Linked DNA regions of Homo sapiens: region 1 is linked to region 2. The links are chromatin contacts, found by Hi-C or POLR2A ChIA-PET in ENCODE. All regions are on one chromosome and are shown on one strand. The core of a region is the stretch at or near the end of the contact, and the rest is flanking DNA. Distances in the headings are between cores, read along the strand shown. Region 1 has its middle 15 kb from the start of MRPS18A. Region 2 holds the start of SCIRT (stem cell inhibitory RNA transcript).

The links. Hi-C counts contacts between places; a loop is a spot of excess contacts on that map. ChIA-PET counts read pairs that join two places held with the same protein, here RNA polymerase II (POLR2A). Pooled maps may share reads with other maps.
Region 1: a loop to region 2 is called in a pooled map, with 2.5 times the contacts of the local background. The contact joins the enhancer-like site here to the promoter of SCIRT in region 2. A Hi-C loop is called at or near these places in 1 of 168 maps with a recorded cell type or tissue (thyroid gland), 5 of 37 single-sample maps with no recorded cell type and 5 of 50 pooled maps. POLR2A ChIA-PET finds 5 or more read pairs at or near these places in 5 of 52 experiments (A673, HEK293, WTC11 and 1 more).

What each region holds. Positions count from the first base shown.
Region 1 is chr6:43,699,489-43,706,082 of GRCh38, forward strand. It overlaps the pseudogene EXOSC8P1. Among named protein-coding and RNA genes, the nearest start is that of MRPS18A, 15 kb to the left of the region's middle. RefSeq lists an enhancer at 3,416-4,401 and a silencer at 3,504-3,603. Within about 2 kb of position 3,468, at least 29 of the 41 ENCODE cell types and tissues checked have a DNase peak (open chromatin) inside an H3K27ac peak, as active enhancers do; they include thyroid gland, where a contact is called at or near this core.
Region 2 is chr6:44,071,170-44,077,673 of GRCh38, forward strand. It overlaps SCIRT (stem cell inhibitory RNA transcript), which reads right to left and starts at 3,483. Exons shown (of 5, transcript NR_125864.1): 1 at 3,328-3,483. RefSeq lists enhancers at 1,894-1,953, 1,994-2,093, 3,114-3,373, 4,494-4,563 and silencers at 2,174-2,253, 2,344-2,603.

The DNA of each region.
Region 1 (6,594 bases), core at 2,218-4,717, 370 kb before region 2:
TCCTATTCATTGTCACCTGCCGAGACTGAGAAGAACCTGCTCTGCTCCCTCAACCCTGGGTATGCCCAAGGAGCAGATGGAGGGGAAAGAGCAGAGTGGGGAAAGAGGGAGGGAGAGGCCAGGACAGGGGGAGGCCGAAAGAGAGGAAAGGGCTTGGGGACAGAGGGAGCTGGAAAATGAGCAAACAAAGTCCTGGAAAACAACTTGTATCCCCTTCCCGGCCTCCCTGCCTGCCTTCTCCACTGGAGACAAGTCATTTAGAATAATGAGTCATAATTTGATTACATTGTCTTCCAGCCTCGCAAGGTAAACAAGGATCTCCCCTGGAAGGAAGGAACGGGGTGGCCCAGGCTTCTGGCAGACTCCCTGAGCCTGGGCAGGGGTTTTCCCCTCCTGCAGTTGTCCCTCTCTTCCTGAGTGCGCTTGAAAGACACGTCTGGGTGGCTTCAGCCCCATGTTCCACTAACATTTACATTCTCTTTGTGTCTTCTGTCTGACCCCCCACTCCCCTCCCTGGTAATGTCCTTGCCCTGAAGCCTGCACACCACCATGTAAATATTTAAACCGATCTATTATTTCCTGTTTATTATCAGCATAAATCCTGAGTTCATTCATTGAGCATCTGTCCCCTGGTGTCTATCTCAGAAGGGGAGGCCTGAAGCCAGGGCCATATGTCCACTCTTTTCTAGGAGTACAGAGTCACTCAGGGCAACTGGATTGCTAATTTTGTCTTTTATTTATTTTATTTCTTTCTCCAACTTAAAAATTGTGGCAAAATATGCATAAATTTTACCACCTTAACTTTTTTTTTTTGAGATGGAGTTTCACTCTTGTTGCCTAGGCTGGAGTGCAATGGCACAATCTTGGCTCACTGCAACCTCCGTCTCCCGGGTTCAAGCGATTCTCCTAACTCAGCCTCCCAAGTAGCTGGGATTACAGGCATGCACCACCACGCCTGGCTGATTTTTTGTATTTTTAGTAGAGATGGGGTTTCTCTATGGTGGTCAGGCTGGCCTTGCACTCCCAACATCAGGTGATCTGCCTGCCTTGGCCTCCCAAAGTGCTAGGATTACAGGCATGAGCCACCGCGCCCAGCCCATCTTAACCATTTTTAAATGTATAGCTCTAGTAGTATTAAATACATTCATATGGCTGGGCGCCGTGGCTCACGCCTGTAATCCCAGCACTTTGGGAGGCCAAGGTGGGTGGATCACCTGAGGTCAGGAGTTCCAGACCAGCCTGACCAACATGGTGAAATCCTGTCTCCACTAAAAATACAAAAAATTGGCTGGGTGCAGTAGCTCATGCCTTTAATTCCAGCACTTAGAGAGGCCGAGGCGGGAGGATCGCAAGGTCAAGAGATCGAGACCATCCTGGCCAACACGGTGAAACTGCGTCTCTACTAAAAATACAAAAATTAGCTGGGCGTGGTGGCACGTGCCTGTAATCCCAACTACTCAGGAGGCTGAGGCGGGAGAATTGCTTGAACCCAGGAGGCAGAGGTTGCAGTTAGCCAAGATCGTGCCACTGCACTCCAGCCTGGCAACAGAGCAAGAATCCATCTAAAAAAAAAAAAAATTAGCCGGGCGTGGTGGCGGGTGCCTGTAATCCCAGCTACTCAGGAGGCTGAGGCAGGAGAATTGCTTGAACTGGGAGGCAGAGGTTGCAGCGAGCCGAGATTGCGCCACTGCACTTCAGCCTCGGTGACACAGTGAGACTTCATCTCAAAAAAACAAACAAAACAAAACAAAACAAAAAAAATTCATATTGTTAGGCAACCATCCCCACCTTCTATCTCCAGAATTCTGTTCATCTTATAAAACTGAAACTCTGCATTAATTTACACAAATTCCCCATTCCCTCTTCTTCCCCTTTCCCTGGCACCACGCTTTCACTTTGTCTCTGGATTTGATGACTCTAGGTGCCTCATATAAGGGGAATCACTCAGTATTTGTCTCTTTGTGACTGGTTTATTTCACTTAGCATGATGTCCTCAGGTTCATCCATATTGCAGCAAGTGTCAGAATTCCCTTCCTTTTTTTTTTTTTGTTCTGAGGCAGGGTCTCACTTTGTCCCCCAGGCTGGGTGGAGTGCAGTGACATGATCTTGCTCACTGTAGCCTCCACCTCCCGGTTTCAAGTGATCCCCCTGCCTCAGCCCCCCAAGTAGCTGGGACTACAGACATGTGCCACCATGTCCGTTACTTTTTGTATTTTTTTGTAGAGATGGGGTTTCACCATGTTGCCCAGCCTGGTCTCAAATTCCTGAGCTCAAGTGATCCACCCACCTTGGCCTCCCAAAATGCTGGGATTACAGGTGTGAGCCACTGCGCCTGGCCATTCCCTTCCTTTTTAAGGTTATATTCCATTGCATGTACGAACCACATTTTGCTTATGTGCACTTGGGTTGCTTCTGCCTTTTAGCTGTTGTGAATAAGCTGCTATGAACATAGGTGTACAAACCGGCTTTCATTTTTTTATTATTAAAGCCTATTTTTTATTGATTGCTTATTATGTGCTCAGGACTGTGTAGACTTAATCATTTAATTGTCACAAGTACCTCCTAGGTGGCAACTATTCTCTCCATTTTATGAATGAAGAAATTGAGGCTCTGACAAGCCAAGTAATTTGTCCGAGGTGACGAAAGGGGAGAGCCAGAATGAGCACCTGCTCCTGTTCTTTAACCACCATTTTACTGAATTGTGTTGATGATGGACATGAAGATGAGGTCTTGGGGTATATTGCCTGCAACACCTCCCTCCCCTCTCCAACAGAAAGGGCAGACTCTTCCCCTGACCATCTGCCCAGTGAGATTGGGAGTGAATCCATCCTGCCTGGATGATTCCATCAGCAAGGGCTCTCATTCCTGGCTGCTCATCAGCATCAACCAGGGAATTAAAAGATGATGGCCTGGCCTCTCCCCGGAGTTAAACAGAACAGTTGAATTGAACTCTCTCAGGGCTGGAGCCCAGGCAGCAGCGTTTTTTAAAGGCTCCTTAAATGGTTCTATGTGCAGCCAGGGTTGAGAACCACTGGGCTAGAGGAGAGCGGAGGAAGACTACAGGAGAACTGGTTCCCTGTCCAGCCTCTTTGACTTTCCTTGTGAACTGCTCCACCGCTTTCCCAAGAGTGGCATTTGGCTATGAATGCCCTGAATCCCGTGACTCAGAACCCCTGGAGTGCCTCCCTTCTTTTCCTCCAGAGGTTCTGTTTGGGGTGTGTGAATGTGTGTGTTTGTGTGTGTGTGTGTGTGTGTGTGTGTTTGTGTGTGTGTCCCCTGTGTGACATAGGGCCCGGATGGACCTATCTGGACCAGCCAGACCCTAGAATGAAAACAAGTTGCTGACAGCCCTCAGGCCGCCAGAAATGAATTTCCGTCACCTCCCAATGAGGGGTGAGGGAACTGAGGGGGAGGGCCGGGGTCAGTGCGTCATCAGAGGGTGGGGAGAGGAGGAGGGGAGTACACAGGCCCCACAGGGCGGGGTCAGGGAAATTAGCCTCTGGGCCTGCCCCGGCTCTTTTGCCTGTGACTGTGGCACAACTCCCGTGGTGTTTTGCCCCAAGCCCCACCCATCCTGAGTCTCCCTGAGCTCTGTCTAAATCCAGGGTGGTGTCCAAGCCTGGAGAATTTCCAGGTTGGGCTCTGCCCTAAGGCATCCAGCCTGTGGAGCTGCTTGAATGGGGGCACGTTGGGATGAGGGGGATCAGTTAGCCTGTCCTGGGGATCTTCCTCCAAGCCAGCCTTGAGCCAAGACCTGTAAGATCCATGTGGGCCTAGCAGCCTGCCAGCTCAGTGCCTACAGCAACATGGAGGAAGGGGCTGGGGGTGCAGAAGAAGACCTACCTTGGGCACTGGAGGACAGAGGTTCAGCCACTGCCCTCCTGTGTGCCCCTGTGCAATCACTTCTCTCTGCGCCGTGACATCTCCATGTGCGTTAATTATAAAGGATTAAAGGATTTGGCCCAGATCCCTAGTTCCCAAATTCAGTTGCGCTTTGGAATCTTTCGGGGAGCTTTAAAAACTACCATTGACAATTTCATCCTCCAGAGATGCTGATTTAATTGGTGTAGTTTGTGGCCTGAGCATCAGGAGTTTTAGAAGATCCCCGAGTGAGTCTAATTTAAAGCCACGTTCTAGAAAACTACTTCCTAGCCACAGATACATCATGGCACCCATAGAACATGACAGTATTTGAACAACACACTGTTTCTTAGTCGCTCTGTGCCTCAGTTTCCTCATCTGTACAATGGGGATAATAATGGAACTTGCTTGGTAGGGTTGTTGTGAAGATTATATGAGCTAATGCAGAAAGGCATTGAGAAGAGCACCTGGCAAGTAGTAAAATGCTCAATAAATGTGAGCTGTTTTTATTAATTACCCTCTGGCTCTGCTCCAGATCTGGCCCAACTTCCACCCTCTGTCTTATCTCTCCATGTTCACACACCTCACCAAAGCGACTCAACCTGGTAAACATTTACTAGGGGTCCTCTGTGTGAACCATGCTGTGCCAGGCATTGAAGAAGGGATGTGGTGCATTTGGAATCACCTATGAAGCCGGGGACCCAGAGATGCATAAAACAGGTTTTTGCTCTCAAGACCCACAATCCAGGCCGGAAGAGGCAAGCATGGAAACAGACCTGGCAGAAACACTTCAGGGCTGTTTAATACAGAGGATACTGTCACTCTTTCTGCTTTCTAGGGACATGGCATGGTTCCTCTTGGGGAAATGATTCTTTTGTGGGGAAATCACAGCAATGGGCCCTTTGTGCGAAAAAGGCATGGCTTGACTATGTGAAGATGAAGTCAAGACAGTGATAATTTTGCATAAGATTTGAGGAAGCTGGCATCTATCTCTGAGACAACTGGCCAGAGAGGAGTGGAGATGGGGCCCTCGGAAGAGGGCCAGTGGGTGAGGACTACCATCAAATAAATCTCCAGGCAGAATTAAGCCTCATCTTGATTTTTAAAAAGCATTTTTGTTTGTAGTGGTATATTTTCATATTTTAATTTTTTTTTTTTTTGAGATGGAGTCTCACTCTGTTGCCCAGGCTGGAGTGCAGTGGCATGATCTCGGCTCACTCCAACCTCTGCCTCCCGGGTTCAAGCGATTCTCCTGCTTCAGCCTCCTGAGTAGCTGGGATTACAGGCACGCACCACCACGCCCGGCTAATTTTTGTGTTTTTAGTAGAGGCAGGGTTTCACTATGTTGGTCAGGCTGGTCTCGAACTCCTGACCTCGTGATCCGCCCACCTCGGCCTCCCAAAGTGCTGGGATTACAGGCGTGAGCCACCGCACCCGGCCTTTTAAAATTTTAAGAGTGTGAAAGTATATATAATGAAAAGTCTCCCTCCCCTTCTCCCCTCACCAGATTCTTATGTGGTTTCCCAGAGATATTCTAGGTATACGCAGCAAATGTATATCAACATGTTTTCACTTCCCCCACTCCCACACCCTCCCCCTTTCTTTGGTAAATATGCCATTCACAGTATTCTGCACCTAGCTTTGTATTTACTCAGCATTTGCTTAGCACTGTATTTACTTAGTGAGCATACCATGAGCAGCAAGAGCTTCCTCGTTATTTTTTCTGTTTTTTTTTTGTTTAGTTTTGTTTTGTTTTCTTTTTCTTTTTTTGAGATGGATTCTCGCTCTGTCATCCAGGCTGGAGTACAATGGCATGATCTCAGCTCACTGCAAGCTTTTCCGCCTCCCGGGTTCAAGTAATTCTCCTGCCTCAGCCTCTTGAGTAGCTGGGATTACAGGCACACTACCACCACGCCTGGCTAATTTTTGTACTTTTAGTAGAGACGAGGTTTCGCCATGTTGGCCAGATTGGTCTCAAACTCCTGACCGCAGGTGATCTGCCTGCCTCGGCATCCCAAAGTGCTGGGATTACAGGCATGAGCCACTGCACCCGGCCTCTGTTTTTGTTTTTTAATGTGTCAGTATTTTACACTGCTAAATGTACACACTTTATAGAGAAGCACAATCCTATGGTTTTTAAATAATAACAGGGAAATGGTTTAACATACTAGGGTTGGTTTGCCTAAGCCATTGCTCTCCAGCCTGGGTGACAGAGCGAGACCCTGCCTCAGAAAGAAAAGGAAAAAAAAAATGGTTTCACTGTACATAATATATGTGTGAAGTGACCATAAACACTAGAAACATCTAGAAATACTAGAACTATATTTCAGAAGAATGTAGTTTGATATTTATTGAGTATAAAATTTTCTTTTTTTTTTTTTTTGAGACAGTGTCTGAGTGCAGATCTTGGCTTACTGCAACCTCTGCCTCCTGGGCTCAGGCAACCCTTCCGCCCCAGCCTCCTGAGTAGCTGGGACTACAGGCGTGCACTATCACGCCCAGCTAATAGTATAAAAGTTTTGTGCACAGTGTAACAAATACAATTTTTACAAATCTGCTTTGAAAATGTGGTGGTCATTTCTTCGGGTTTCATACTATTTACTTCATCCATTGCATTTTAAATAGCTTTGTGTCTTGTAACAGCTCGGTTCATCTAGTCCTGGAGTCTAGCTCCAGTCAGCCCACTTTTACCTGCTTGGTGAGGACACCAGAGCCTGCTTCCTCTTCCATTAC
Region 2 (6,504 bases), core at 2,233-4,732:
TTAGACTTTCAGATGTTTTCTTCTAGTAATTTTATGGTTTCCTTTTTACATTTAAATCTTCACTCCATCGGGATTTATTTCAGAATAAGAGATGAAGTGGGGAGCTGGATTTCTTTTTTTTCCCCCTTAACAGCTAACCAGTTGTCCAATTTGATTGAATAATTCATCTTTTCTCCTCTGATCTAAAATGTCATTTTATCATATATTTAATTTCCATTTGTTCACGGGTGTGTGTCTGGCCTCTACTCTGCTCCTTTGATCTGCCTGTCTGTTCTTGTGCCAGTACCCAACTATTTTATTATTGGAGCTTTCTACAACATTTTAGTAGCACTAGTCGTCCCTTATAATACTTCTTTTTCAGGATTTTCCAAGCTCTTTTTGCATGTTTATTTCTCCAGATGAACTTTAATATAATTTGTCAAGTTCAAAAGATCTCGTTGTTTTTCACATCTTCCAACAGATGTGATTTTCGGACATCTCAGCCCACAGCCAAACAGAAACAAGTTGAGAATAGGGTGGGTTTGGTGGTCTGCCCTGGAGGCAGGCAAAGTGATGGTAACAGAAGTGATAGTTTATACGGAGAGAGTTGATGAAGTGATAAAGTACTATAAAAGTAGACACAAGAACTACGAAAATGTAGCCTTCATGGAATGAGCCGTTGGTGTGGGGCCAAAAAAGGCCTTGGATTTTCACTGTATTACAACCAGGATACTGATGGACCCTTGTAACCACAACCCTGAGTCATGAAGACTCACATGTTCTGTAACCTCTGATTAAAAGCCCGGAAAGCGTGTAATATCCACTAGTGATTCCTATCCAAAATATCTCTTTTTAAGGTTTCAGATATTAATGTCTGGAAAACTAGTATGAAATGGTTCATTCTTGGATGGTGACATAAACATGACATGTTACTGGCCTCTTTACAGTTTTCTCAAAGCCCACCTTCAAATTCCAAGGAGCTGCCAGCTCCGGGATTTGAATTCACTCTATCCATGGAAACAAAGCTGAGGGAAATGTCCCCAGACTTTCAGCCAGTTCAAACACAATAATAAAAAAAGGTTTACCTCATACATGCCTCCAACATATGAGGCATGTTATAGGCAGATTATATTTTAATCCTCAACAGCCCCGCTGGGTGAATGCTGTACTCCCATTACACAGAAAACTGAGGCTCAGAGGGGTCAAACAACTGGGGCCAGTTTAAGTTAGTACGTGACAAAGAGCTCTCAGCTACCTCCACCTGCACATTCCACAGACCAGTCCCCTTCAGTTCACTCCCACAGGGAGGTTCAAAACACCACCGACCCTATTCAGACATCCCTTTGCAAGGCCCTGTCACCTGTCTTGCCCAATGCCCACCTAGCCAGGAGAGCCAGGATGCACAGTGAGGAAGGTGGAATGAGGTGCCAACGTAGCCCATCCAGGGAAGGAAGACAGCCCCCCCCCCCCGGCCACCCACTTGCCAGTGGCCCAGGTGGCAGGCCAGCCACTTGCCAATCCCCTTCCTGATCAGGGATTCAGGAAGTGAAGAGAGTGCCCCTGGAAGTCAGGAGACACCTCCAAGATGAAGGCCCTGCCTGCCATAGCCTGACACAGCCTCCCTGTACTCCCTGGGTTGTCCCAGGACGCAGACTCTGTGCTTACCATACCACACCTTTGTCAGTGGTGTGGGCAGGGCCCAGCAGAGTCCTGGACACCCCAGGGAGTAGGAGCTGTGCAGGTAACATAGGAGGGGGTGAAAGGGAAATGAACTCCCTTGGGAGTTCCCCATCCCAGAGGAAATAAAAGTCAAAGCACTCCTTTGTTTTTTCTTCCCAAGCCCTTATAAGGGGCTTTATGGGGCTTGCCTAGGTTTGAGGTGCAGCAGAGGCAGGCGGGTGAGGGCCTCCAGGCTGAGAGATCCTGGGGCAAAAGTGAAACTATATGGTCATGAACACGGGCATGTTCTGAACTCTGTGAAACCCTAGCCCAGGACCTGGCTGACTGTACAATCCGTCACCCGGCACACCGTAACAGAAGACCCTACTACGCGCAGAGGACAGTACTATTGGGGTGGCAACTGAAAAGGGTCCTGGCTGGAGGCGGGGTTTGCTGGAGGGGTAACAGAGCGTGCGCGGAGTGGAGAGGGTACGGAGGCTCACCGCCCAGCATCCCCAACCCCGGCGCTCAGAAGAGCAGCGCGCTCCGGAGCTCGGCGCGCGCGATCAAAGCCGGCGCCGCACGCGCACGCGCGCCCGCAGCCGCTCCCCCGCCCGCGCCGCTCCGGCTCCCGCGCGCGCGCACTTGAGGCCTCCCTTGTGCGTCTCCTCCATTCGCTACGTGCAGAATGGTCCGTCGGCAGCAGCTGCAGCGCTGGGTGGGAGGGGGAGGAGGAGGGGAGGGGGAGGCGGCGCCCAGGTCTCGGGGAGGGGCCGCGGCGGCCCTGGAGATAGAGGGGTGGGGGCGAAGGGGTGGGCCCCCGCAGCGGGGAGGACAGAGGGAGAGTCCGGGTGGGCTCGATGCTCAGCCTTCCCCCTCCCCCGCTCCCGCTTCTTTCTGCGAGGCCATTACGGCCATCTCCCGGCCTGAGCCTCCTGGAACCAAGCCGACCAAGAGGGGTTTCCTCCGTGTTGTCTCGTCCCCAAAACCCAGAATCCAGACCCAAGAAAGAACCACTCCTGCTGACCCCTCCTCCCGCTACCCGTCCCAACCGCATTCCCAAGCTTTCGTGGAGGTGACCCAACAGCAAGCACTTCCCCACTCCGCCTTTCATGGGGTGGGGTCCCTAAGAGGTACTGCAGACTAACTCCTCTTTTCATCTCTTACCCCACCTGGAGGAAGAGGCATGGCCAGGATGGACACCAGAGCACATTTCCCAGCATTTCCAAGGGGAAAGGGCAGCATCTCAGCATGCAGACTCCAACATGGCCACAGAAAGGTCGAGTGGCGCAGAGGAGCAGGCTGCTGCCCAGGCCCCTAGGGCCACTTCCAAAGGAGTGTGACCACGACTAGGTTGCTGTGGACTCACTCGCATTACAGGGCTGCGCCCTATACACCTGTTTGTAAAGGGTCCTCCTAGAATGTAATGGTGAGGGACCACCAAGCGGTGGACCAAGAATTCCAAACAGACCAGCTCCCTGCCTTGCCAGGAAACCAGATGTGGCCCAGATGTCCATAGCAGTTCCTCCCACAGGGTGGGACACCAGCTATTCTGTGCAACCCCTCCCAACCCTTCTTCCAGGGTCAGGGAGGAAAGCTGGCAACCTCCGTTGTCCCTTCCCATTTGGGTTGCTAGAAGGGAGCAACTCACTCATCCTCCTCTTCCTGCCAAGAGCCACCTGGGCTTACCTCTCCAGCAGCCACCTAGGTTCAACCTGTGGTCTAACCTCAAGCCCTCTGCTGACAGGTTAAGTCAAGATCGCCGGGAAGGAAGGCGTCCAGTTTCATTACACACACAGACGTACACACACACCCGACACCGACCCACGCGCCTGGGCTCTGCACAGTGGCTAGACCCCAAAAAGCCGATTCTCCTGTTCCCTCCGTGGTGGCCTCAGTCTTTTGGCGGCGCCCTCTGCTGGCCACTAGGAAGTGCAGGAAAAAACAGTCTGCCCATAGACGCTTGGTGGATCTGGGAAAGGGGACAAGAGGCAGAGAAACAAGTGAAAAGTGGGAGCTGAGAGCAGCGCTGGGCTGGCCACAAACAAGCGAGGCATGGTGACGCCTTCCTGGAGGTGGGGAGTTTTGAGCCAGCTTTCCATGGGCCTAGGGAGACAAGCCGAGCTGGCAGATAGGGGCTCAGGACACCCCAGGAGTGGCCCTTCCTGTGTGCTGAGCCCTACCCCTGTCCTGGATGGCTCATACACCCACTAACTCATATGGCTGCTGTGCCCTGCTTGGGAGTCCTTCCTGTCAGCCTCTATTGGGGTGGTGGGTGGGGAGGAGCAGCCATGGAAACCCTGATCCTTCTAGTCATAGTCTGGCTCCCTGGGGCTGTGAGAGGTGTCCCCAAAGAGAAGCCTCCAATTGACAAACCTCTGCTCCACCCCACCCCACATACACAGAGGATGGCCCAAGCCCAGGTCCCTGGCATGGTGGGGCAGGGGCCTGAGTCACAGCCTGGCGTGACCCTGCCCAGTCCCCAGGAATGGCCAGCTCGTCCAGAGGTGAGACCCAGGTCAACAATCCATCAGTCTGCCTCCTGCCACCAGGTATCCTCCCCATCACGTCCTACACGTGGGGTGGGCCAGGACAGTGCTGGGCAGAGCTAGTGTTGGGCCTGTGCCTGGGGGCCACCAAGGGGGCCCGGAGAAAAGAATGGAGGGGTTTTCACTTCCTGAGCAGCAGGAGGAGCCAGCTGGGGTTAAAGACAGGAGGGACTGGTTGGGCCTACAGGCATTTGGAGTCTCTCCCTGCCTGCTGGGTGAGGGAGGCAGCAGGTGCCAAGAACTGCTAGCTTCTAGGACCTGACCCTCAAGTTGCTTCTCCTGCTGAGGGGCTTCTAGGGTCACCCTCAGGGCCTTGACATCTGCACACATCTGCACAGGCCCTTCACCAGGGACTTAACCTCCAAAGGCAGCTCCTGCTCCCAGCCTTCACAGGCCCCCCTAGGGCCCAAGTCCCCAGACCCAACCTCAGTCTGCAAGCTGGCCAAGTCAGAGGTCCTGGCTGCCTGGACCACTCCCAAGCAGTAAATGGCACTGTGGGCTTCCTCCATCCTGTCTTCCCCGCCCCACTTCATTGATTCACTGACTTCCAACTTACTGGTCAGGCCCCCTTCCAGACCCTGCCTGGATGAAGAGGACTCCCAGAAGCAGTGATTGAAGGCCTAGGAGGATACAGAGAGCCAGGTGCTTTAATTGGAGGTAATTAGTTAATTTACTCTGAAAGCAATGGGGCAGGGCGGGGACAGGGGGAGGAGAGGGGAGGGGAGGAGGTAGGGGGCTGTGACCTAACTGGGCTCAAACTCTCAAACTCTGGTCAGCCTCCTTCTGGACCACAGCAAACCTGTGTGTACCCACCCACTTAGGAGACCCTCTCCTGGGCCCCAGGTCAGAGCAAGACCCAAAGTGGACTAGGGTGGCTCTGCAGAAAAAGCAGGTGCCCTGGGGTGGTGGGAACAGGCCTTTTGAGGTTAGGGAGGTGTGGACTGGCATGAGGGAATTGGAGAGGTGCAAGGAGCTCTGGGATGGGAACTGGTCCCTCTCCTGTCACGTATAATTCCATCCCTCCCAAGGTCATTGCTGTCACCCAAGTTAGGGGCCCAGCCCCCTCCTTTGGTCAGTGAAGTCCCAGGGCAGCCCATTTTAAATACAACGGGGCCTGAAGGCTAACTTCTGGCCTTCCTGCTTCGGGAAATCATTCCAATAACCGGGAAAAAAGGGGGCCCGAGGACAGAGCCCCTGCCGGGCCCCAGGGGGAGTGTCGTCGGCTCCTTTGCGTCGCCGGCCGGCGGCGTGGCGGGGACTCTGGCCGGCAGCCTCCCGCGCCGTCCGGAGCAGCTGACCCGCTGGCGGTGGGCCAGGTCGCGGCGGGGCCTGGAGGCAGCAACGTGCGGCGCGGCATGTCGCGGGCGCCGCGGCAGGGAAATGTGGGGGCGGGCCGGCGCGCCCCCTCCCCCCCGCCTACGCTGGCCCATTCATAAAACCTGCAGGCGCTGCCCGGCCTGGCAGCCTTGGTCTCCTAATTGCAAACTCATTAAGGAGTTTGCATCTCATTTGCATGGAAATCATTTCCTGGCCCTAAACAGAGAAACTTCCCGCCCCTCCACCAGCCCCTCTCTGCCCTGCTTTACCCATGCACAGTCTGGGAGAGGAGAGGGGGCATATCTCTGACCTGCGCCCCTTCCCTGGCCTCACCACCACCCTCCCACTTTAGGAGTTGGGGAAGGGATTGGCAGAACACCCACCCAGCCAGGAGCCCTGCCTGTGCCCCAGGTGAGCCGGCCCTGCCCTAGTGGGTCCAACTGAGGGGAGGTGCCTGCCAAGTCATTTGCCCCCCGGCCTGGCCGTGCCCAGGGAAGGGAGGAGGCGGTCGGCAGTTGGCCCCAGCAGCTGGTTGTACCTGGCAGGAGGTGGGTGAGGCTTTTCGTGCCCAGCCTCACGTACGTGCCCTGCCATAGGCCGTGCCCCCACCCCCACACCCCTCACCCCACAGAACAAGCGCCTAGTGACTGCAGAAACAGACACCCAGTCATGGCACACAAAGGCACCCACACCAGGCCAGCCATCATGGCTGCCCCCCTGGCAGCCACCCTGGAGGGCAGACAGATGCCTTCACAAGCCATTTTGTCTTTCTCCAGCTTGGTGCCAGGACTGGGGGTGGGGGAAAGGGTTTCTCCTGAGACTTCTCTGAGTAAGGGGGCCCACAGAGGGGTTTCCTTATGTACCCCAGCTGTGGCCTCTTGCCCCCTCTCTCCTGTAACCCATGTTTACAGAGGCCTCCAAGTGCTCTACCCTGCATGGGGACCTGCCCAGGCGAGGGGGTCACAGGAGCCTCCAACCCAGGAGGGGAAGTGAGAGATAA